3 separate regions of the Homo sapiens genome follow, and all the other regions are linked to region 3. Evidence: chromatin loops called from intact Hi-C (ENCODE). Cell type or tissue: MCF 10A. All regions are shown on one strand.

Evidence for each region. Hi-C counts contacts between places; a loop is a spot of excess contacts. Peaks named below come from ENCODE experiments on the same cell type or tissue, not always from the same donor. Only the 100,000 strongest peaks of a DNase experiment are listed, where the experiment ranks them.
Region 1: it touches region 3 in a loop (6-fold over the local background); 3 of 110 quality-filtered maps call a loop at or near these places.
Region 2: a loop joins it to region 3, with 6 times the contacts of the local background. A loop is called at or near these places in 4 of 110 quality-filtered maps.

Annotation. Positions count from the first base shown.
Region 1 is chr18:67,780,157-67,788,156 of GRCh38, reverse strand. The region is part of intron 1 of DSEL-AS1 (DSEL antisense RNA 1); the gene reads right to left. LOC105372172 (a long non-coding RNA gene) reads right to left here. Exons shown (of 4, transcript XR_007066404.1): 3 at 7,812-7,993; 4 at 5,740-6,075. Among named protein-coding and RNA genes, the nearest start is that of LINC01903, 31 kb to the left of the region's middle. In MCF 10A, no CTCF peak of the experiment used is centred here; a DNase peak (open chromatin) is centred at 4,396.
Region 2 is chr18:67,520,728-67,528,727 of GRCh38, reverse strand. All of the region lies in intron 1 of DSEL-AS1 (DSEL antisense RNA 1), which reads right to left. Among named protein-coding and RNA genes, the nearest start is that of DSEL, 8.0 kb to the right of the region's middle. In MCF 10A, no CTCF peak of the experiment used is centred here; DNase peaks (open chromatin) are centred at 3,297 and 7,887.
Region 3 is chr18:67,729,140-67,737,139 of GRCh38, reverse strand. All of the region lies in intron 1 of DSEL-AS1 (DSEL antisense RNA 1), which reads right to left. The region is part of intron 1 of LOC105372173 (a long non-coding RNA gene); the gene reads left to right. Among named protein-coding and RNA genes, the nearest start is that of LINC01903, 82 kb to the left of the region's middle. In MCF 10A, no CTCF peak of the experiment used is centred here; DNase peaks (open chromatin) are centred at 3,849 and 6,039.

The sequences.
Region 1 (8,000 bases), 51 kb before region 3:
TTGAATTTGGAAATTAACTAGCCTAAAAGGGCAAGTGAAGCAGCATCTGTAGTCCTTTCATGCTGCGAGCCCATCCAATGGGCACTCAGATACTTTGGGGGAAATCTCTAAAGGCCTGGTGATGCAGCTTTGGCTTTATGACCACACTGTGGACCTTCAAAACCCTGGAAAATATGGTAGTTAGAATACCCTGGCTGCTAAGGAAACTTACACTCCGAAGCGGAATAGCTGAACCAAGTGAGTGAGTTTTCAGAAATCAGGTGCTGAGCTCCTGCCTGCCAGGGTGGTCATGGGAATGCCCTCCCCTCCCAGATAAGAGCATAGTCCTGCAGGGAGCCACACAGCAGAGGCTGCAGGGATGCCGATGACAGAGCAAAAGGGCTTTGGGGAAAGGCCTTTCTCAGGGGACACAGCTTTTCAAAGTAAAGATGTGGGGATAGTTGGAGGATTTTTTGTTGTTGTTGTTAATTATACTTTAAGTTCCGGGATACATGTGCAGAGCACACAGGTTTGTTACATAGGTATACACGTGCCATGGTGGTTTGCTGCACCCATCAACCCATCATCTACATTAGGTATTTCTCCTTATGCTATCCCTCCCCTAGCCCCACACCCCCTGACAGGCCCCCGTGTGTGATGTTCCCCTCCTTGTGTCCATGTGTTCTCATTGTTCAACTCTCACTTATGAGTGAGAACATGCACTGCTTGGTTTTCTGTTCCTGTGTTAGTTTGCAGAGAATGATCGTTTCCAACTTCATCCATGTCCCTGAAAAGAACATGAACGCATCCTTTTTTATGGCTACATAGTATTCCACGGTGCCACATTTTCTTAATCCAGTCTATCATTGATGGGCATTTGGGTTGGTTCCAAGTCTTTACTATTGTGAACAGTGCTGCAGTAAACATACGTGTGCATATGTCTTTATAGTAGCATGATTTATAAAACTCTGGGCATATACCCAGTAATGGGATTCCTGGATCAAATGGTATTTCTAGTTCTAGATCCTTGAGGAATCACCACACTGTCTTCCACAATGGTTGAACTAATTTACACTCCCACCAACTGTGTAAAACCATTCATATTTCTCCACATCCTCTCCAGCATCTGTGGTTTCCTGACTTTTCAATGATCGTCATTCTAATTGGTATGAGATGCTATCTCATTAAGACCTACACCCATAAAAACTCTAGAAGAAAACCTAGGCAACACCATTCAGGACATAGGCATGGGCAAAGACTTCATGACTAAAACACCAAAAGCAATGGCAACAAAAGCCACAATTGATAAATGGGATCTAATTAAACTAAAGAGCTTCTGCACAGCAAAAGAAACTATCATCAGAGTGAAGAGGCACCCGACAGAATTTTGCCTGTTTCTTTTCATTATGTATTCATGTTGTATGCATAGATATTTTTTCTGAAAGGACATGTAAAAACAGAAGAATAGCAATGAATAGTGTGTCCATTTTATGACATCCTATGATTTGCCAAAGCAGCAGTTGTTTATTCTCTGTGCAAGTACAGACAATACACTAAATAATTAACGGAAAACATTTTTATTTTGCCTAATTCACATTTTTATCTAGAAAATACAAATTAAGATGGAAATGTTTTTAAAGTCTAACATATCAAAATTAAACCACATCATGTGACTCTAACTCCTGTTTATCACTAAAAACATAAAAAACCTTCATGCCAAAATTTAGTGACAAGTGAAATAAAAGAAAAACACATTTTATGTGTACCTATTAAAAACAATATGCACTAATAAAATCTTAGATTAGAATAAAATAGGTATAAGAGGCCAGGCATGGTGGTGCATGCCAGTAATCCCAGCGCTTCGGGAAGTTGAGGTTGGAGGAATTCTTGTGCGCAGGAATTCAAGACCAGCCTGGACAATATAGCAAGACTCAGTTTCTACAAAAATATGATAATAATAATAATAATAGCTGGATGTTCTGGTGCATGCCTGTAGTCTCAGCTACTTGGGAGTCTGGGGTGGGAGGACCGCTTGAGCCCAGGAGGATGAGGCTGCAGTGAGTGATGGTCACAGCATAAATAGAGCAAAGGCAAAGCAAAAAAAAGCAGGGGTTCCAGTCCTGGTCTCTGATAAAGCAGACTTTAAACCTCCAAAGATCAAAAAAGACAAAGAAGGGCATTACATAAGGGTAAAGGGATCAATGCAACAAGAAGAGCTAACTATCCTCAATATATATAAGCACCCAATACAGGAGCACCCAGATTAATAAAGCAAGTTTTAGAGACCTACAGAGAGACTTAGGCACCCACATAATAATAGTAGGAGACTTTAACACCCCACTGTCAATATTAGACAGATCAGTCAGAAAATTAATATAATCAGAGAAGAAGTCACAATATTGTCTTAGAGAAAAAGAAAGATGTTACCCTTATGTATTTATTTATATTTTTCATCCAGAGAAGTAAGTTTAACACAAATCTAAGTTGAGATTTTACTTTTTTTTCTAATTTAATTTTATTAAATATATTTATTTAAGAGGAGAAAGAAACCACTAAGCTGAAATTAACTGATTTTCCCATCCTGGTATGAAGTCAGACACAAACTCTTCACTAAGTGTTATGAAGGCAAAATAGTTCCAATAATATCATCATTTTAATTGTGCAACATCAAACATTGATTTGAGATTGCAGTTGATTTTCCTTCTTCCAAAAATGTTCAACTATCATCATCAAATGTTACAGTATAGTTGATTTTCAATATGATGAATAATATATAACATTCCTGAGAGTGCACTATGTATGAGATTATATTCTAAGCACCTTTTATATATTAATGTAATATGCACAATGATCTATGAGGAAAATAATATTAAAATCCATATTTTATAGATTTAAAAGCAATGTCTAAAAGTTATAAATGGTAAGGGAGCTGAGATTTAAACTTTATCAGATGTTTCAGTTCTTCTTTATGTGTTTTACCATTAACCATATGGATTCTCTATTACGATTATTGTTATTTTTGGCCAAAAGCAAAATAAATAAATGCGCCTTTTTTTAAAGTTCCAATTCTCCTTAAGGTCTAGATAGTAAATTTTTTTTCCACTTGACTTTTAGAAACAGCTTATTATTAGTCATTTTATCTTAACGAAATTTTATTCAGATTGTTCTCATTTTCTGTGAAAGAATAGAAAGCAAGATAAAAAGTGGTTCAGATATTAATTGCACACTTAAAAATTACCAAACTGCAGATGTAGAGGAAAGAATTGTCAAAAACAGATGGCAGGATAAATTGAGCCCACAGGCTCGGTTTGCCAATCTCTGAGTTAAACTAATGAATCATGGGCGGGTGATAAATGCAGGTAATTTATTTCCGTATTCGTTAATAACGTGTTTACACAAAGTTAAAGAAAAGTATGAAGAGTTAATCTGAAGAATCTTACTATGAATTTTGCTCTGTCTACTGATTGTCATGTAGATGTGCTTTATTTATTCATTAAGTCACCCACCTGGGCATTTATTGTTGTGCCTACTGAGTTTCATACATGTTTTTACTTTGGTATACTGTAAAATCAGCCACCATCATATGTGTTTTAAATTTGCACTTAGATTACTGAAATAACTGAACAGCATTTGGTTATAAACATAATACCTTTATATCCTTGAATGTTCATTGGAGGAAGAGGTGGGGAGAGGTATAACATCATTGTAATTAGAATTACTAGATGCCTAGATTAAAAATTGACAAGACAAAATAAATAATAAATTGACCCTGTAGGAGAATTCATTTCATAGTCAAGGGAAATACATTTAATAATAGATCCTTATGAATAGCTTATAGCCCACAGATGATTTACTTTGCTTTTAGCCATTTTTGTAATTTACCAGGATTTCCTACTTTATGCCCTCCATCTTGTGTGTTTTTTTCTCCTTCCCATTTCTTTGCTCTCTCACAACATCCAACCATCATTTTTTTCTCTCATCCCTGCTGTTAACTAAGTTTCTATCCTCCACTCCTTCATGCAAGTAAAATCCTCTTGCATCTTCTCTCTCCTTTTAACTTTAAAACGTAGACATTGTAATACTTACAGGTAGAGCTTGGTCTTTTGTAGAATGCAAACTGGAAATTACAAAAATATTGTTCAGTTCAATTGCTAACCTATATCAATAATTACATAAAGGGTTCATCTTGGATTCAGAAATTTATTATAAAATGGCATAATTTCTTTTCCTGAGACCTAAATCCTTTTTATGTCTTTCAACAATTAATCACATTAAATTTATGAAGTAAATATAATATGCCATGTATATATACATTTATCAGTGCTTAGTGTGGTTACATTTTCTAACATCCTTTGAATGTCTCACTGTGACTAATTCTTACATCAGAATCTAATATGGGCAGTGACTCATGGAGACAATAGGAGAGGAGTCAAGGGACTGATTTTGATCAGTTGGTGGTTTAAAGCCCTAAGATGGTATTTGTATATTTCATCACTGCCACCTACCAACACCAAGGGAAAGGGGATTGCCATTATAACCCTCTTTGACATAAAATTTTCATGGATCTCTTTATCCTATTCAATTAAACAGTCTGTTGATAATAAGATAAGGTTTGGAAGAGATGGAAAAAGAAGCTTCTCATGTTCAAATATTTCCAGCTAAAAGTCTCAAAATGTTGTAAGACTGGAAGTGACCTTAGCGACATCATCCTTTCTGCTTCTTTTGCCAATGAGAAACTAAAATATGCAGGCTAACTCTTTTGTTCACAGCCATACTGTTCTTTGATGAGAGAACTGAGTCTTGGACCTAGTCTTCCAAATTCTTATACAAAATAGAGCAGGGAGGAGCTCTGAAAGTGCTTTGTATATATTGGGGCAGTCTATTTTCTGCAGTAAACATACTAAAGGAAGGCATTCTTTGGATAGTGTTAAAAATACCAGTCCCACTCTTTAAGAGATTATTGTGGAAACATAAGGAAGGACTGCCCACACATGGTAAATCAGTCTCCTTTCTGAATACTAACACAAGTGATCTGAAAACAGTGTGGATGTCACTCTTGGTATTCAGCCTCCTTTAGAAAATGTAAACCTTGAAAGAGCAAGGAAAGGCATTGCCATAGCAATTTTAAGATTTTACCTGCTGGTTTCCTGCCATATTCTTTGAAAAATGAGCTCAGAGCTAATCAGAGTAGTCCTCAGGGGCATGTAGGAATAAAATCTGTGCCTAAATGAAAATCTAGGAATAAATAATGAAGAATTATATTCCCAAGATACTCCCATTGTAGAAAACTGCTGTGGAAACCTAGCTATATAATACTGGAAAACAAAAATGTAATGAATTTTGTGTAGATCAGAAAGTAACAAAACGTGAACACAAACATCTTGTAGATTTCTTGTTTGAAATAAAATTTCCATTCATTTCTTACCAAGCATTACTACTTCAGTTTCAATATTCTTGCTTCTCCCTTTGTAAATTATATTTAAATCAGTGAAATTAATTTAAATACACAACAGCTTCTTTGTAAACAGCTAAGTTGAATTATTTTTTCAGTAAAAAAAAAGAAGTAACTAATTTTAATTATTAAATAGTTGTGTTAGGAGTAAAAAGGCTTATTGGAATAAAGAAAAATAAAATAAAGTGAAATGATTGTGTTGTTTTTAAGAGTTTATTTTGCAGCAGTTGCTTACATCAAAGTATTTTAAAAATAAAAAAAATCATTAAAATAAAAACTGGCCCATTCATATGGAGAGGAAATTTTCCAAGCAGTATTAATTCTATAGCCCAAATTCACAAAATATTCTCCATCTTTTCCCTAAAAATGGTATTAAAATGCTTTCTACATTTAACAGTGTTTGTTAACATGCTTGTTTTATTTCAGAATGGTATATGAATGGTTCATTTATTTATATTTTTATAAACTCAGAGAGACATTTTGGTGTGAAAGGTAGATCCTAGAGAAGTAAAAATGTCTAATTCTCTTATTACCCACCATGATCCTGGAGCTAGAAGAGTGTAATTTTATTCTTCCCTTCAATTACTTCTCACACTTGCTTGTTAATGGCTTCCAGGCTCTGCCAGCACACTTGGAATTACTGACTATAACAAAGATGATAGTCATATTTGTTGGGTAAACAATAAACAAACAAACAAACAAACAAACAATAATACCAGTTGAAGAAGGGGACATATTTGAAAATACCTTAAGTGACAATTAAAATTAACTATAATCAATTTTGCATGAAACCTTTGTGACTCCAAAGACTGTCTTGTTTTGTTTTGTTTTCTTATCTCATGTGGATTTAGAAAGAGAAAATAAGCAAACCTATTACTCTCAGAGGGTACAGTGAGTTGTAATAGGGAGCAGGTGACAGTTCTGATTAGGCTGGCAAACATTTCCTGACCTGAGCAGGTCTTTAACCTTTCTGCTTCTTTAGGACAATAGGTGAAATGGATCAGAAAGTAAAATGTTTACTTAAATATCTATAATGTATTCAAATTTTTAGGCAGAGTCTCCACAGATATGCATATATAGTCAGTAACTCCTATCTGAATATTATGATTATATCCAAGTAATAATCTTCATAAGATATCTAGAATGTTTCCTTTCTTTCATATTTTAAGAACCCTTGTGGCTTTTCCTTTTTAACACTTAAAAGATTTTTTACCATGTAACAGTTCATCACTAAATTTCATGAAACCAAACTTCTTAATAGATACATTGAGGGAGAAAGTCTTTATTTCTCCACTAAGGTCAATAGATTTTCTACTACAATATAAAAAGTTGCTAATATATTTATGCACTTAAGATATTTTGTGTTTAAAGTTAATGTTAGAAGTTGACTTCAACTTGTCATTGTCTTAGCATATGTGAAGCAGAATTGGGAACAGGGAAAATTCCATTATAAAAAAAGCTCTTGATTAATACACATAAAGTCATAAAAATGCATCATGATTCTTATTATCCATGGAAAGTATGCTTTCTGGGAAACAAATTAGTTCGTAATATCTTTCAAAAATTATGAAGTGTGCTCAGAGACATATTAAAAAATCTGACAGTAAAATGAAATATATTTAATGAAGCATATCATGGATGTTAAACTGAAAGCCATACCAGCTTCATTGTTGTTGGAGGCAATAGCTGCCTGATGTTTGGATATTAATTCCCAGTAAAGCTGGCATTCTGAAGTAAAGAAGAATGTTAAAGAATCTTAGATGCATCTCTGATGATATGCTTATTAGTCCACTTACTCTATTTGAGATAGATTGATTATACTTTCCGTTTGGAATCTATTTAGTTTATGTATTTGATTGCTAGAAGTTGATTTTTGCATACCTGCCACACAAATTCTTAGATAGGCTGGTGGAAAAAAATCATCAGAAATGTTGCATCAGATTAATTTCCTCCTTCTTACTGTATAGGCTATATAGTCAGTCTAGTGACAATTGTTTGGTCTGCAAACACAGACATTTAACAGCTGTTCAGTGTAAGAAAATGTTCAAGCTTAAACTTGATCATGAAAACAAAGAAACGTAAATTTGAAAAAAAAAAAGGAAAGGGGTCATTGTGAAATTAAAACACAAGTGAAGACTGGATGCATTCAGTGATAGCCATTTATTTTAGTGGAAATATTTATTTTAATGTACAGTTTTTGATTATCATTTTTTCCTAAAAGGAATTTGATTTTTACTTTACATAGAAGAAAAAAAAATTAGAGGATGAGTTAAAATGTCAGTTGTATATTCTGAATGCAGTTAGTTTACAGTTAAAGAAGGAAGGAGGGAGAAAAGGAAGGAAAGAGACATCTGGAATTCAAGTTTTTGCAAACCATCACCTTGCAGTCCTCTGTCTCAATCTTTTGGTTACGGGTTATTGTGTTTGTGATGATCATGTGGAGAGATGGGGTGGGCTCAACATCAGTTCCATCTTTTACTACTTCGTGATCTTTTCAGGTTGACTCATCTTTCTCTGTCTCATTTACCAGCAATCCAAAGTGAGACAATAATAGTACATGTCCTATGTG
Region 2 (8,000 bases), 210 kb after region 3:
GAGAACTTCAGGGGTCATACCGTGAGGACAGTCAAGCCGCCTTAGGGAGTGGTCCATGTGAAGAAGAACAGAGGCTTCATGCCAGCAGCCACTGGTTGAACCCTATAGAAAGCAGTTGCTTCAACCCCACTCAAGACCTAAGAAAACTGTAGGCCTGGCAAGCTGTGATATAGTTTTTAAAATGCTATCTGAACCATTTTGAGACCCTAGCTAGTGTCCAGTCAGTTGTTCTTGAGAGAGTAAGTCCAAATCCCAAACAACTCCCTTCTTGGGCTCTCACAATCTGTGCCACTATACCTCAACCCTAATCACTCAGGGCCAAGTACCAGGAAATCAGGAACAGTCCCTCTGACCAGAGCCCATTGAACATACTCAAGCCGCCTGATCACAAGCCTGCTTACCCTGCCTGGCCTGCTCCTTCCTCCAGAAAGAACAATAAGGACTTTTGCCCACCAATCCCCTTTCTCCCTCTGCCTCATGACCAATGCCCAGTGCTTTCTGTGAACAGCACTGCATGGCCTGCTATTTCTCCCCAGTGAGCTGTGAGTATAGCAGAACTGTAGGACTCCCTCCAGTTTCTCCCTCTGTCTTTCTAAATTATTACTATTATTTAGAGATTGTCTCACTCTGTTGCCCAGGCTGGAGTGCAGTGGCCTGATCATAGCTAACTGTAGCCTCTAACTTTTGGGCTCAAGGGATCTCCCCACCTCAGCTTCCTCAGCAGCTGGGGCTACAGGTGCACACTACCATGACCAGATAATTTTTTAAAAATATTTCTTATGGATGAGGTTTCACTATGTTGCACAGGCTGGTCTTGAACTCCTGGGCTCATGCAATCCTCCCACCTCAGCCTCCCAAAGTGTTCACACCTTATCCATCATGCTCAGCTGTTTCTCTTTTTCGATCTACATCTGGCCTCATCATATCCCACACAAGGTAATATGGTTAAAATACAGACATCTTGGCTATAACCCTCTGAGCGACCCAGACCAGAACCATTCAGTTAATTAAGCTGCTTTGATTGATAATGATTAGAAATTGTGTGAAAAAATAAACTTCTGTTTCTTTTCAGCTAGCAAGTTTGGTGACAATTTGTTATGCAGCAATAGATGACTAATATCCAAAATAACATTCTTCAAAATTGGCCTGAAAGCTAATTTTCTCCTCTCTCTATCCCTCTTTGTCTCTTATATATAATACATATGCGAAGTATGTATCAAATTTCACAAGTATCATATATACATATATTTGCTAGGCAGACAAGTATATCTGGCAGGATAATTATGCCTGTAATTCACAGTAAATTGTAAAAATTATATCTTTGAAAATGATTCCTCTATACATGTGCTTCATAGATTTTTATATAATTAAAACATTTGACCTTAATTTGATTCCACCACTATTCAATTCAGTGAGTTAACTGAGTGGAAAGTATGTGCCTAAAATTCTGGCTGGAACTGATGGGAAGACAAAAGAAGGACAGTGCCCAATTTCTGTCTCCAAGGACAGAATGGTTTAATTAGCTCATTCTTAATATTGTATTGGTAAACCTGATAAAAATGCAAATTTTTATGCCCCGATCAAAACTCTATTTCAGAAAGGATCTGTAATGGATATATAGATATTCGGCTTTTAAAAATGCTCCCAGAAAAATTTTGGGTCCTAGAAAGTTCTTTGAAAAACTGCTCTAATATAAGCTGCATATAGAATTGTTACTTTATGAGGTTTTTTTTTTTTTTTTTTGGAGACAGAGTCTTGCTTAGTCGCCCAGGCTGGAGTGCAGAGGTGCGATCTCGGCTCACTGCAACCTCTGCCTCCCAGGTTCACGCAATTCTCCTGCCTCAGCCTCCTGAGTAGCTGGGACTACAGGCGCCCGCCACTACGCCCGGCTAATTTTTTTGTATTTTTAGTAGAGACGGGGTTTCACTGTGTTAGCCAGAATGGTCTCAATCTCCTGACCTCGTGATCCACCCATCTCGGCCTCCCAAAGTGCTGGGATTACAGGTGTGAGCCACCGTGCCCGGCACTTTATGAGTTGTTTTTTTTTTTTTTAAGATCTAAAGAAGCAACTTAATATATCACTGAATATGCTTAAAAACAAATAGCATCATCTACAATGTAGCGGCACAGCTGCAGATAGGTAGTAAAGAAACCTGTGTTCTGGTCCAGCAGGCCTTCTTTCTCTCTCACACATCGAGCTCAGATTCTTCACCAGTACAATGAAGGAACTGCGCTGCATGTTTCCTTCAAATATTCTCGGTCTTTAAAATTAGACAAGTTCAGAAAGCAAGTTGGTAGACACTGGAATACTATTTTTGTCACACTATCTTAAGTTATGATATTTTCGATTCCAAATTCCTCTTTCTCAGTTCTATGGTACACAAAATTGAGTTAATCACGTATCATTCACATGATTGTTAAAAAGGCTAAATGAAATAAAGTATGTAAAATTGCTTTTAAAGTGCAACAACCCTTAAAGCTCTGTAATGAGAAACGTACCTGCCTCTTCTCATTTAAGCTTCTCAACTACTCTATACAGTTAGTAATATTGTAAATCCATTTTACAGAGGAGGACACCTATATTCAGAAAAGGTAAGTAACTGGCCCAATACCTCCCAGAAACTTACAATATAATCTCAAAGCTTGGATTCAAACTCAGGATCATCTCATCCCAAAATCCAGCATGTAACCATAAACCTATGAGAATTGCCTGGAAGTAAGCCCAGGACAACACACAGTAGGTAACTCAGAGTAAAGCCATTACAGGGAGGGAATCATCCTTTATCCTTCGACTTCAGTATTTCCTTAGCTTCTCTGCTGATACTAACCACTTGATGTACCTGCCAAGAACATCAAATTCTAGACTTGATCCCAGGCCAAGCAGTCCACATTTCCAGCTCAGGAACTATTAAGATTTTGTGATTTTTAGCATCAGGACTTTGGAAAACATGGTTCTGTTCACTTCTTTTCTATGTATTATTTTTAAAACGGTTACCAAAGAGGATGACTTTCATCTTGCATTTTGAGTTTGACTGAATCCTATGACAAAAAGCTCTGGCCCACAGTGACGCATATACCAACAGTATGCCTTGTTCTTTCATACTGATCTTTTTCAGTGGCCTGCTTTGCAGCCAGCTGCAGGAAAATGGCTCAGTCTCATCCCCAAGGGCTCCTAGAGAAATAGCCAAACTACTACATTCTTTGTTTTTGAATTTCCTCATTGTCTATAGGAAGTCTCTGGCTAGCTGTGCTGGAAACTCTGGAAGCAGGTCAGCAAGAGAGGTTCCAGCATTCCTTTCTGCAGTAGTCAGCCAGCTTGCTTTGTGCCTGGCTGGACTCCAGGTATTAGAACAGAAGGAGTGAACCTCTGAAAAAATGCAAACATTCTAGTGATTTCTTACAACATTTGAGTTTCTACCTATTTTCCCAGCTTCTGAGTCATTAACAATCTTCCATCCTCATCAAATTAGATGTGCTCTTGAAAATACTGGAATCAGTATATAGATGAACCTTCAAAGCCATTTAAATATGATGAAGTAATGATTAAAATACAGAAAAAATGAAGTAATAATTCATGCCTTTTGTGCCTTTTCTATCCACAGATTATAAGCTCCATTTGGCGAAGAATATTTTTTCCCCTTGGGGTTTTTCAGCGTCTTCCACAGTGCGTTATTGAGCACTCAGTGAATATTTATTGAATTAAGGAAATAAAACTTAATACATAACTGCAGGAATAAATAAGATTGCTTGAATACATGACCAGTCCTTGACCGTTCCAGACTGAGAGGAGTTATAGTAGTAGATAACTTAAAAGAAAAGATAGTATTTTTTTTCCCAGCATTAAAATGGAAAGTTGAATTCCTGGGGTGCTGAACTAGCATATGCAAAATCAGGAAATTTATTTTCATGCAGCCAGCTCACAATCAGAAGTCAAAACCTTGCCGTTTATGATTTGAATCCATTTTATTTGGCATTCACAGAGTTTTCAAAACAAGTTAAGCCATTAGAAAAATCAGATAATTTCCCATACAAGTTCAGATTTCTGGCTTTCTTTGCAAAATCAGATTATCTCGTGACATGGGTCCTTACGTTCCACATGACAACAAGCACCTGGCTGGCTTCACCCACATAAATTACCTACCTCCCATCTCTATCAAACTTTACGTCTTTGAATCTGAAACAAAATTATGTTCTATTTTAAGTAGCTAGCCAATTATTATTATTATTATTTTCATTATTATTATTATTATTTTAATTGACAGGTAAGGCCAGGCACAGTGGTTCACGCCTGTAATCTCAGAACTTTGGGAGGCTGAGGCAGGCAGATTACCTGAGATCGGGAGTTTGATACCAGCCTGGCCAACATGGCAAAACCCTGTCTCTATTAAAAATACAAAAATTAGCCAAGTGTGGTGGCCACTGGGGAGGCTGAGGCAGAGAATCACTTGAACCTGGGAGGCAGAGGTTGCAGTGAGCTGAGATCGTGCCATTGCTCTCCAGCCTGGGCAACAGTGTGAGACTTTGTCTCAAAAAAAAAAAAATTAGAAAAATAAAATAAAATAAATTGACAGGTAAAATTGTAAGTATCATGTAAAATATCATGTTTTGAAGTATATGTAGATTACAGTTTGACTAAATCTAATTAACCTATGCATCACTTATAGTTATTATTTTTGTGATGATATCAGTATGTCAAAGAGACACTGATATATATCTCTGCACTGCTATGTTAATTACAGCTCTATTCATAATAGCCAAGCTATGGAATCAACCTAAGTGTCCATCAATAGATGAGTGGATAAAGAAAATGTGGTACATATACACAGTGGAATATTATTTAGCCATTTGCAACAATATCTATGAACTTGGAGGACATTATGTTAAGTGAAATAAGCCAGGCACAGAAAGACAACTACTGCATGAACTCACTCACATGTGGATTTTTTACAAATTGATCTCATAAAACTAGACTGTGGTGGTTATCAGGGGCTCAGTTATTGGTGGGGGCAGCAGGTTTAGGGCGATGTTGGTAGCTGGCAGTATTTTAAAAGGTTATCTAATGGTGATTTGTTAATTTTGCAGGATCATAATGGAATTTAAAAATACAGGCTTCTTATATTTCCTTCCTCACTCTACCTTCAAGTAGGGTTTTGGATCTCATATCTCGTACTTTTAACAAGTAATTCTAGGTGATTCTTCTAATTAGGTAAATTTAATACATTCTACAAAAGGAATAATTTTCAGGGGATAAGAAAGAGGAGTCAGCCTGTTCACATAAAGCGTGGGCATTTTTGAACCTTTCCTCCCCCCCAACCTTTCACTATCCCACCATACCTCAACCTCCCACACCTCAACTACTCACCACCAAATACACTGCTTTTATGTGCTTCCCTGGGGGTGCATGGCTCTCTGGTTTGTGTCATTTTATAATAGATACTTTTAAGGTATAAGCCAGCTCTCTCTTCCTAAGATGATTGATATCTCGAACCCACGAATGTCAGCCCCTGTAGCAGTATTTGAACTATATGACCCTGAACTGCTTTCCATTGCTGCTGGAGTCATGATGAAACGCTGACTCTGCTAGGAAATCATCTTTTCCGAGAATTTGGATTTGAGGTTCAAAAAAGACAATTGATTTCTGCCCGATGGTGGAGTCAAAGTGATATAAACTTGTGCTGAAGGATAGCCATGTTGAGTTGTATCACCATGAAGGAGAAGGTGAAATTGATTCTCAGAAAAAGAGAAGGAAGTAAATGCTCAGGAGCAGAGGGAGAAGTCTCCCTGCCTCACATGGATGGAAAAAGGAAACTTTTAGTGGCTTTCCAGCAAGGAAGCCTACTGAGGAAATATGATACTGGCTAGATCTGAGTAAGATACAGGTGCTGATGGCGGGTTAGTGGCCAACACTCTACAGAGGAACCTGTCACTTCTGCTCTACAGCTAAACTCTCACTTCTGGGCAACAAACTCCTCTGCTAACTGCCATTTAATCAACTTGCCCCCCAAAATACAACTTTCATTGTTTCTAGGTTGTATTCATTTTTTTCTCTTTTCTGTTTTATAAATCTTATTTGCCTTTATTGCTTGACTCTAATATCTCACTTCCTCACATGTGAATAAATAATTTAAAGGCAAGACTATTAAACGTTCTGCAAAATAGCTACATACATGTTTCTGAGTTATTCTGCAACACCAGTTCCTAATCCTAATCAGTCCTTATGCTTCTGCCAGCCTGAGAATGTTTCTGTTATGTAGCCAAACAAACCCTCAGGCACAGGTGTGTGTGGCAAGGAGAAAAGAATGAGAATTATGTTCGAACAGTGACTCTCAAAATTTGTTAGGCACTTGAACATTTTAAGGTACAGAATACCAGGTTACACACTGAGATTCTTAATCCATAAGGCTGAGACAGATTTGATAATTGACATTTTTAATAGCACCATGAACTTTCTGATACTGGTAGTCTAAGAACTGTAATTTGAAAAACACTGTTCCAGTGGAAATAAATCTGATAGTAAAGGTAATTGGGGTGCATGATATGTACAGGGGTTGTGGGTAAAATGACATTCTCTTATTAACATCAGAAGGGCATTTCTGATAACCCAAAAAGACACATCATTCCAAATATTATTTGGTAGTAATTAGTTTACTGCCAATTATGCCTGTAGGCATAGCTCAAGTTTTTATAAGAGCTGAGACAGCTAGGTTTAGAAGTATTTTAGGTCAAATGAAGAAAAATGGAGCCAGTAGCTGGTAAACAACAAAAAGTCATCTGTGAATAAATTAGAGAAAGCTAGTGTCTTAGTCTGTCCTTGCTGCTATAATGAAATACCACAGATAAAGTAATTTATACATAGCAGAAATTTATTTCTCAGAGTTCTCAAGGCAGGAAATTCCAGGATCAAGGTGCCAGAAGATTCTGTGTCTGGGGAGGGCTTACTCTCTGCTTCCAAGATGATATCTCTTGCTGAATCCTCACATAATGGAAGAGGCAATAAAGAAATGAACACTGTGTCCTCATGTGGAGGAAGAGATGGAAGGTGCTATGGTCTCAACGTGTTCCCCCAAATCCAAGTGTTGGAAACGTATTCCCCAATGCAACAGTGTTAGGAGGTGTGGCCAAATGAGAAACCTGTTTAGTTCATGAAGAATGGATTAATGCTCTATAAAAAGGGCTGGTGGGAGTGGATTCTCTCTTTCTCCTCCTTTTCTGCCATGTGAAGATATAATGTCCTTCATCTCTGGAGGCTGCAGCTTTCAGGTGCCATCTTTGCAGTAGAGAAACTGGGCCCTAATCTGCCAGCACCTTGACCTTGGACTTCCTAGCCTCCAAAACTGTGAGGAAATAAATTTCCATTCATTATAAATTACCCAGGGTCAGGTATTCTGTTATATAAGCACAACATAGACTGAGACCAAAAGGCCAAAAGGAAACTAGGGCACCTTTTTTTTAAGGCACCTCTTTTATACGGCACTAATGTCATTCATGAGAAGAGGACTTCCCAAACGGCTCCACCTCTTAATACTACCAATTTGGTTCCAACATGTAAATTTTGGAGGGACACATACATTTTAGCCATAACGGCTGGCTCTAGAACAAACTGCAAATAGGTAATTGGCAAGTCAGGGGGACAATTTAGGAATTGATTTGAACTACCAACAATTAGCACATAATCAATTTTTAGAGTCAGTGGGATGGGTCAGAGTTTCTCATTCTCAGCAGTACTGACTTTCTAGTCTGCATAATTCTTTGACTTGTGAGGCAGGAGGAGAGGAGAAGTTGTCCTGTTCATTGCAGGCTATTTAGTAGCATCCTGACCTCTATTCACTAGATTCCAGCAGTCCCTCCCACTAACCGAGACCAACATTGAAATTTCTCCAGACATTGCCAAATGTCCTGTTGAGAAACACTGGTGTAAGGATACCAGGCCAGGGGAAAGGGAGGGTGGAAGAGCCCTGGAGAAAACATCTTATGATCCCTTTGCAAGTTTTACTTTGTTT
Region 3 (8,000 bases):
CTAGCTATATGTTATTTGAAAAATCATAAATGAATGGAAAATACTTTAAGAAAAAGAAAGTGAAAAAATTCCATATGCTATTTAAAGGAAGCACAAAGCAATGTAATAAAGTGTTTTGTTTTAAGTCAGCCATGGACACAGCATACAACTGCAAACAGAGAGAGTAAAAGAGGGTGGGGTGAGGGTCATTGAGAGAGAGACAGAAAGAGAGAAATATAATTAGAATATGTAGGGTTATAATTAAAATATATATTTAATAATAAAACCTTACCTGGAAAATTATAAAACACTATCGAAGGCGATGAAACAAGATCTGAACTAAAGGACGTGTACGCCATGTTCTAAGATGAGCTGAATTGATATAACAAAATTCCAGCTTCCTAAAATCAATATATGCAAGAGCATATTAAGATGTGATCTTACCTGAGTTATTTTGACTCAGGTACCAGTATGAAACATAGCAGATAAACGCCGGAGTACGAAACAAAACTATTATACCCATAATACCCATAATATACAGATTTTACAAAAGGAAAGGAAAACTACTCGTATGTGATTACTGAAACCCTCAAATAGATAAAAATGGCAAAAATGGTCAGGTCTTGGAGTTTGGTAAGGAGATTTCTTTGGGGAGAGCTGAGGCAGTGGCCTATGGGGTCCCCTCTTATCCTCCCTATTGAAAAGACCTATACCAATATTCTAAAACTTGGAAAGTTTTGACACACTCTTCCTGCAGATGAGAGGTACAGATCATTAAAACACCTAAGAAAGAATCAAGAAGTGTTGTTCCAAGCAAAGGGGTTGTGTGAAAGCACCAAGCAAAGAAAGAGAATGGAGAGATCAGCGGCTGCAAGAATTTGGATAGTTTGAGGCACAGAGGGCAAGGCAAGAGTGAGGAGAACGGATATTAGAAAGAGATTCTGGACTTGGATCAAAAATCCAGGAGAATCACAGAACATGTGTGAGTGTCCTCTGAATCTTCCAAGTTTTATTTTTATATGGTATATAACTGCATACATATTTTATGATCTGAATGACTTTTAAAATTATTTTAGTACAAAGGTAATTAGCACTTTTTCAGAGCAAGGTACTTCACTCTGTATGATATATCATAACCCTTTGCAGACGACAGATTGAAAAAATGGGTCTATGTGTTTTTTGTTTTGTTTTGTTTTTCCTTTTGTTTTTTGTTTTGTTTTGTTTTGTTTGTGTTTTTCCCAGCAAAATGTTTCAAAACAATTCACCAACAGGTTGTCTACTTGAAAGAGAAGTGTGCTAAGTAAGTATGATTTTAGGTGTTTGCCAAAAGAGAGGGACAGGAGAGATGCGATAGAAGAAAGAGACAAGTAAGAGTTAATACCTGCAGGACTTCCTCCCAGCAGCTGTTGGGGAGGGCTAGTGATGTACAGCAGCAAAGCAGCTGTTACAAGGAGAGACAGGAAATACAGCAGGGACGATCCTCTCCCCCAGGGCAAACCTCTGCAATGATAGGGTTTCCTCTGAGAAGAGAAATATCCCCTTTCATACTGGAGAGTTAATCAATGAGTTAGAAATGGCCGGCCGGGAGCGGTGGCTCACACCTGTAATCCCAGGACTTTGGGAGGCCAAGGCGGGGGGATTGCTTTAGGTCAGGAGGTGGAGACCAGCCTGGCCAATATGGTGAAACCCCATCTCTACAAAAAATACAAAAAAAGAAAAAAAAAAATTAGCCAGGTATGGTGGCGTATGCCTTAGTCCCAGCTACTTGGGAGGCTGAAGCAGGAGAATCACTGGAACCCGGGAATCAGAGGTTGCAGTGAGGCGAGATCACTCCATTGCACTCCAGCCTGGGGGACAGCACAAGACTGCGTCTCAAAAAATAAATTAAAAAAAACAAAAAACAAAAAAACAAAAAAACAAAACAAAACAAAAAAACAGCTATAGTACATTTGAATTACAGACAGCACCTAACTTTTACTGCAAATGACAGCAGCACAAGGCAGTGAACTAAGAGCTAAAGAATATGTATATAATGGGGATGGGAAAAGGTCACAGAGAAAGAGAGAGAGAGAGACAGAGACAGTAAGGGAGAGAGGGAGAGGGAAAAGAGAGAGGAAATAAAGAGAAAGATCAAGACTTTTTTTTGCTGCATTAAAAGTGTAGAAAACAGCAAATGAGAGGACAACTCACTTTTACATAGTGTAATTAAACTGTAATGAAAATAACATTAATATCCAAGAAAATAATGTGTTTGAGAATGTAAAGGTATCAAAGGGTGTATTTGATTCAAAGAGTATGTATAAAAGGAAACATAGCTAAAAGCTAATTTTGAATGTCTATAGATTTGGGGATAATAAAAATCTAAAAATCAATATAAACTTTAAGAAACTTATACAAGAATGTTCACGGCTTCATTATTTGAAATAGCCAAAAAGTGGGAAAAACTTATGACTGGATTAAAAACAGGATAAACCCATACAATGGACTATTACTTAGCAATAATACATAATGAAGTATTAACACATACTACAACATGGATGAACCTTGAAATCATTTTGCTACATTAAAAAAACAGATTAAAAGACCACATTTTTTACAACTCTGTTTATGTAAAATTTCCAGAATAGGCAAATCTGTAGAGACAGCAAGTAAATTAGTAGTTGCCAGGGTTTAGGGCCAGAGGGAAATGAGGAGTGACTATGAATGGGCACAGGGTATTTGGAAGGAGGTGATGAAAATATTCTTGAGTAAATAATGGTGATGATCGCACAATACTATGAATACGCCTAAAACCATTGAATTATACACTTTAAATGGGTGAATTTTATGATGTTTGAATTAATCCCAATTAAGGTGCTATAAAAAGTAATGTAAGAAGAATTTAAAAGACACTTGCTATACATGCTAAATAGAAGATTCAAGAAAAATGCACAAGCTACATGACTTGACAGTCATACCACTTCCAATAATGAGAAAACACTGGCCATGAAAACTGAAGGCCTACACTTCTATTTCTAGCAATGGCAGTGGGGGTATTTTGGATGAACCCGTAAATAAGAAAAATGTTTTGAATTGATAGGGATGTTTTGAAAAATCAAGTTCTTAATGTCATTAAAGAATTGACAAAATACTAAGAACTATTAAGCTAAGGAAGAAAACAAAAATATAATAGAGAATTAGAGTCAAGATTTTGATGTGAGGCACTAGGATGCTGAAACTACTTTTCCTCTAGAGGAACAGCAGATCCCAACAAACTTGGGTTTAGTATTTAGTTTTTCTATAGAAAGAATGGTAAATAGGATAAAAGGAAAAAGTCTGATAATGTGAAGTGTTAGGAGATAGAGCAACAAGAACATGTCTGGTGAAAGTGAAAATCAGTAAAGTCATTTTGCAAAACAATTGTTGAGTAAGTAAAGACTTACAGCTATACATAACAACACAGATGAATCACTAGTGCAATTTTGGGAAAAAGAAACAAACACAGAGAAATGGGTACATCTATAGTTTAAATTTTCAAAAGACTACAATATTATTTAGTGTTATATACATATTTGTGAAACAATTTTAAAAAGAGCAATCAAGCAAAAAATGCATTTAAACAATTTAGGATAGGGTTACATCTGTAATAGAAGAATTTAGCCACATTCAAATTGATTTACATGGCGAATCATTGATACTTGCTATTTAATAATTAGCAATATATATAACCTAAGGCACACATTACTTGTATTAATGCATGTCTAGCTACATATAGTAATTTACATTATAAATGAATAAATAAACAAGTAAAATGATGACACTGACTGTCTGAAGTACCTGCCAAGTTTCTTGAGTCTTGCAACAACTTTGCCTCCACCCTGCATGTGCACTAGAACAGTTGACTCAGCTCTGGGTTTTTGTCTCATGCTGAGCCACATGAGGCTGGGAGTTAGGAGTCATGTTAACACCAGATACCCATCGAATAGGGAAGTTTATTAACTCTGATCAATAAAATGAGAAGTATCACCTTGTAGTACACCTTTGCATTTTTCTGGTGTTTTAAGCTCTTACTTGGGTTCTGTAAACTGTCTTAGCACCCCCATATTTATTTTTCAAAACATTTATTTTTCAAAATATGAAAAATAAATATCATATATGTGTATACACAAAAAACAAAGATGTAAAAGCAATTCATATATTTGTATACACAAAAAAAGTAAAAGCAATTTGTATACACAAGAGACAAAAATGTAAAAGCAAATGTAAAATAATTGCTTTTACATTTTTGTCTCTTGTGTATACAAATTTATAAAATTTCAGCCCCCTAAAAATCCTAAAGAATCTGTATGCAGTTGATTGTTTAGATTTAGATAAATTCCCTTACTGATTTACATGTCCAACTATAGCATATGATTGTATTACCTTAACTATTTCTCCTTTAGTATAACACCCACTTAAACAATGCCAATTGTTTATTGACATGAAAAATATCCAAATATAATTTAGGCACTATTTACCACCTAAACCTTCTTTGGTCAAGAAAGGGTGGGCTATTTGTTTTGGCAAAATTACCCTAAATGTCAATAAAATTTTGATAGTAAAACCTAACAGGTACATATGTGTTAAACCCAAATGTACTAGGTTTCTGACTTTTATGTGCGTGACACCCATCTTATAGGGACATTTAACATGTTGATTATATCACTCTAGAATATTTGGATTTGATATTCATGTTTAAATAAATCATCAGTAAATTTACCTAGCATGATTTGAGAACGTGTTCAAATCAAACTTTATTAACTATCTTTATTCCAAATATCAATGATTGAATTGATAACATAGAAGTCATTGTGAGAACATGCTCAGTTGTACAGAAATAGAGCCTCATGGTCACTAACCTGAACAAAAACTTTCAAAGGTAAATAAAATGTTGAAATGCAGTATTTAGTTGAATTATAAAGTTTAGCTTTCAAAGCATTGCATTATTCAAGAAGAGAATAGATTATGTTACAGAAAATTGTAGGTGACATTTTAGATTAAGTTGTAATTACATAAATATTCCATCATGGTCAATAAAAGGTAATGTTCAATGCTCATCAGCAAAATATTTTTTACAAAAACAATCTGATTAGTCAGAACTGATGACCTAATGAGTTGGAGCTCTGAGCAATTATCGTCCTGTTGTTGATGGATGTCCTAATGATCCAAGGTTATGCTAAAATTACATTGTAAGAAAACACAATGGGAAATTCCACTGTGCTTTCAGTATATTAAAATGACAGGCAAAATTGCTTTATTTGTAGATATTTGCCTTGTAATATAAGGCTCTATCCTTAATGTATTTGTACAATATAATAATGTATATAAAATGTAAGGCTACTTACTAGAATTAGAGACAAATAGACTACTAATTGGTAATATGGTCATAAATAATACTTTGTTATTTTATCTGAAAATTTAGTTACCAAATTCAAATCTTGCCTCTCTTCCCACAAGTTAACAGTTAACAAGTGCTTGCCCAAAATGTATTAATACACAGCAAGGAAATTTTAAGGTATTTATTTTAATTGTTAGACAATTCACCCTTAGATTATTCTTTATGTTTAGTTAAAACATACTCACAATTTTAAATTTATAGATTTTGTTCTATTCTATTTGACAACATGAGCATAACCTATTTTTCATGCACATGAGTTCCCTGTTGCCTTTTGAAATTATTTTCTCACATATGGTACAACTCCAATTAATTTGTTAGTTATTTTGTCTTACCTTTAAATTATTTTTATCCCCATTATTAATCATCGAATGAACTTCAATTTACTAATATTGAGTTTAATATTTTTGTTATTCCTACATTTATTTTTTTCCCATCTTTCTGTGTTATAAGAAAATGCAGAGACCTTGACGCTTCATGTAACCTATCCGGAGGGAAAGTTCGCTTTTGATTCCAAAGTTGAAGAAATCCTATCAAAACTTAATTCCTCCCTTGAAATTTCACTTCTCTCAAACCCTCTTGACAGAATTACTCATTATTTCAAGCATGACACTCATAAAAGACAGGAGATGAATAACATTCTGTTGATTCAGAACTCCCGATTCCACAGCACCCTCCTGATCTTATGACTCAAGTCAGCAAACTAAATCACTTCATTCCTTGTATTGTTAATATCACACTCACTCCAAAATTGTTTGCTCACAATTTTAATGCCTGGCTTTCAACAGTCATTCTCTATCCTAGGTTTGTTGATGTTTAGAAGGTACAATTGTCTAGGCACACCATTCATTCTCTACTTAACTCTACAAATACCTGGAACTTCCTTTTTTTTTTTTTTTTTTTTTTAGATGGAGTCTCGCTCTTGTCGCCCAGGCTGGAGTGCAGTGGCACCATCTCGGCTCACTGCAACCTCCGCTTCCCGGGTTCAAGCTATTCTCCTGCTTCAACCTCCCGAGTAGCTGAGATTACAGGCGCCCACCACTACGTTGGCTAATTTTTTGTATTTTCAGTAGAGATGGAGTTTTACCGGGTTAGCCACAATGGTTTCGATCTCCTGACCTCGTAATCCGCCTGCCTCAGCCTCCCAAAGTGCTGGGATTACAGGCGTGAGCCACCGCGCCCGGCCAAATACCTAGAACTTCTTAATCCCAAAGATGTTACCCTGTACTCAACTTTAGCTAACCATCATTTATACCCAAAACAGTACTCAAGATCATAAAAATCAAACACATCTGTGAGTAAGATCCTCAACTTACACGCCTTTTACCCATCCCAACAATTTCTGTCCATTGGGTTTTCTTACATTGTGTTTTCTCCATATATACATCTGCCTTTTAACCTTGACTTTGGCCTAATCTTTTGATATTTCTGTTTATTTTGTAATCTCTAGGCAACCTCTTTCTTCTTTTACTTGTTTTTCTAGACTACCATTAGTCAAACATAATTTTCTCCCACCACAATTTTCTTCTCTTTTGTACTATTATTTCAAAATATCAACCAAGCAAAACAATAGCTTTGATTACAACACTAAGGAGTGCTATCATATAATATTTTTATACTATAAAAAGTATGTATGGTATAGTTTTTCATATAAAGTGTTATATATAAGGTTTATATATGGTATATAAAGTTTCATATATAGTTTTAACTATATATAGTATAGATTTTATACTCAAAAAACTAAAAAATGCTACAGAATAGTATACATCATGTCTAGTAATGGCAAAACAGTTTCAAGGACTTCATATTCAGCTAGATAATCTACACTGCTGAACATCCTTTAATTTTTATTTTGTCCATGTACCCAGAGAGCTGAGATATCAGGGCAGCCACCCACCCTGATATTAAAGATATGTACCTCTAGGGAGAGATGGGGACATCAATACTGATTCACATGGGGACAAACATGAGAGGAAGAGAGGCTGTCATGTGAGCAACTAGAAATAATTCAGTAAATTTGTATTTACTTATTTATTTTTACCAAATTACCAGAAGCTAAATATAAGCAACAATGAGATCACAGAACCCCAGGGAGTTGCAGGCAAAAGTGAAGTTGGCATCCAGTCATGTACTCTTCTCTATGGATCGTCACATGGTAGAGTCAGCCCTCTGTACTTGCCAATGCAGAACCTGTGGATACAGATGGCCAACTTTTCAATCATGGTTGAATCTGCAGATGCAGGAACCTGCTGATACTGAGGGCTTACTAGGAGACTTGGACATCCATAGATTTTGTCATCTGTGGGGGTCCTGGAGCCAACTTTCCCTGGCTGAGAATCCAAGAGATGACTGTACTTACAGCAAAAGATTAGAGAAAGCTACTCTCTATAATAAAAGTTTGAAGGAAAGAGTGGATACCATAATGAGAAAAATAAGATATCTTACATATATTCTTCTACTAGTAGAATACAGATCAAAAATTTTAGTTTTGATGGGGAAGGAAAGAAAACTTTACCACCTCCAGGAACGAAAAAGAGAACAGGGAAGAAAAATATCTACCCCTGGGTAAGAAAAAGTATATCATATTGAGTAGATACCATTAGAGATA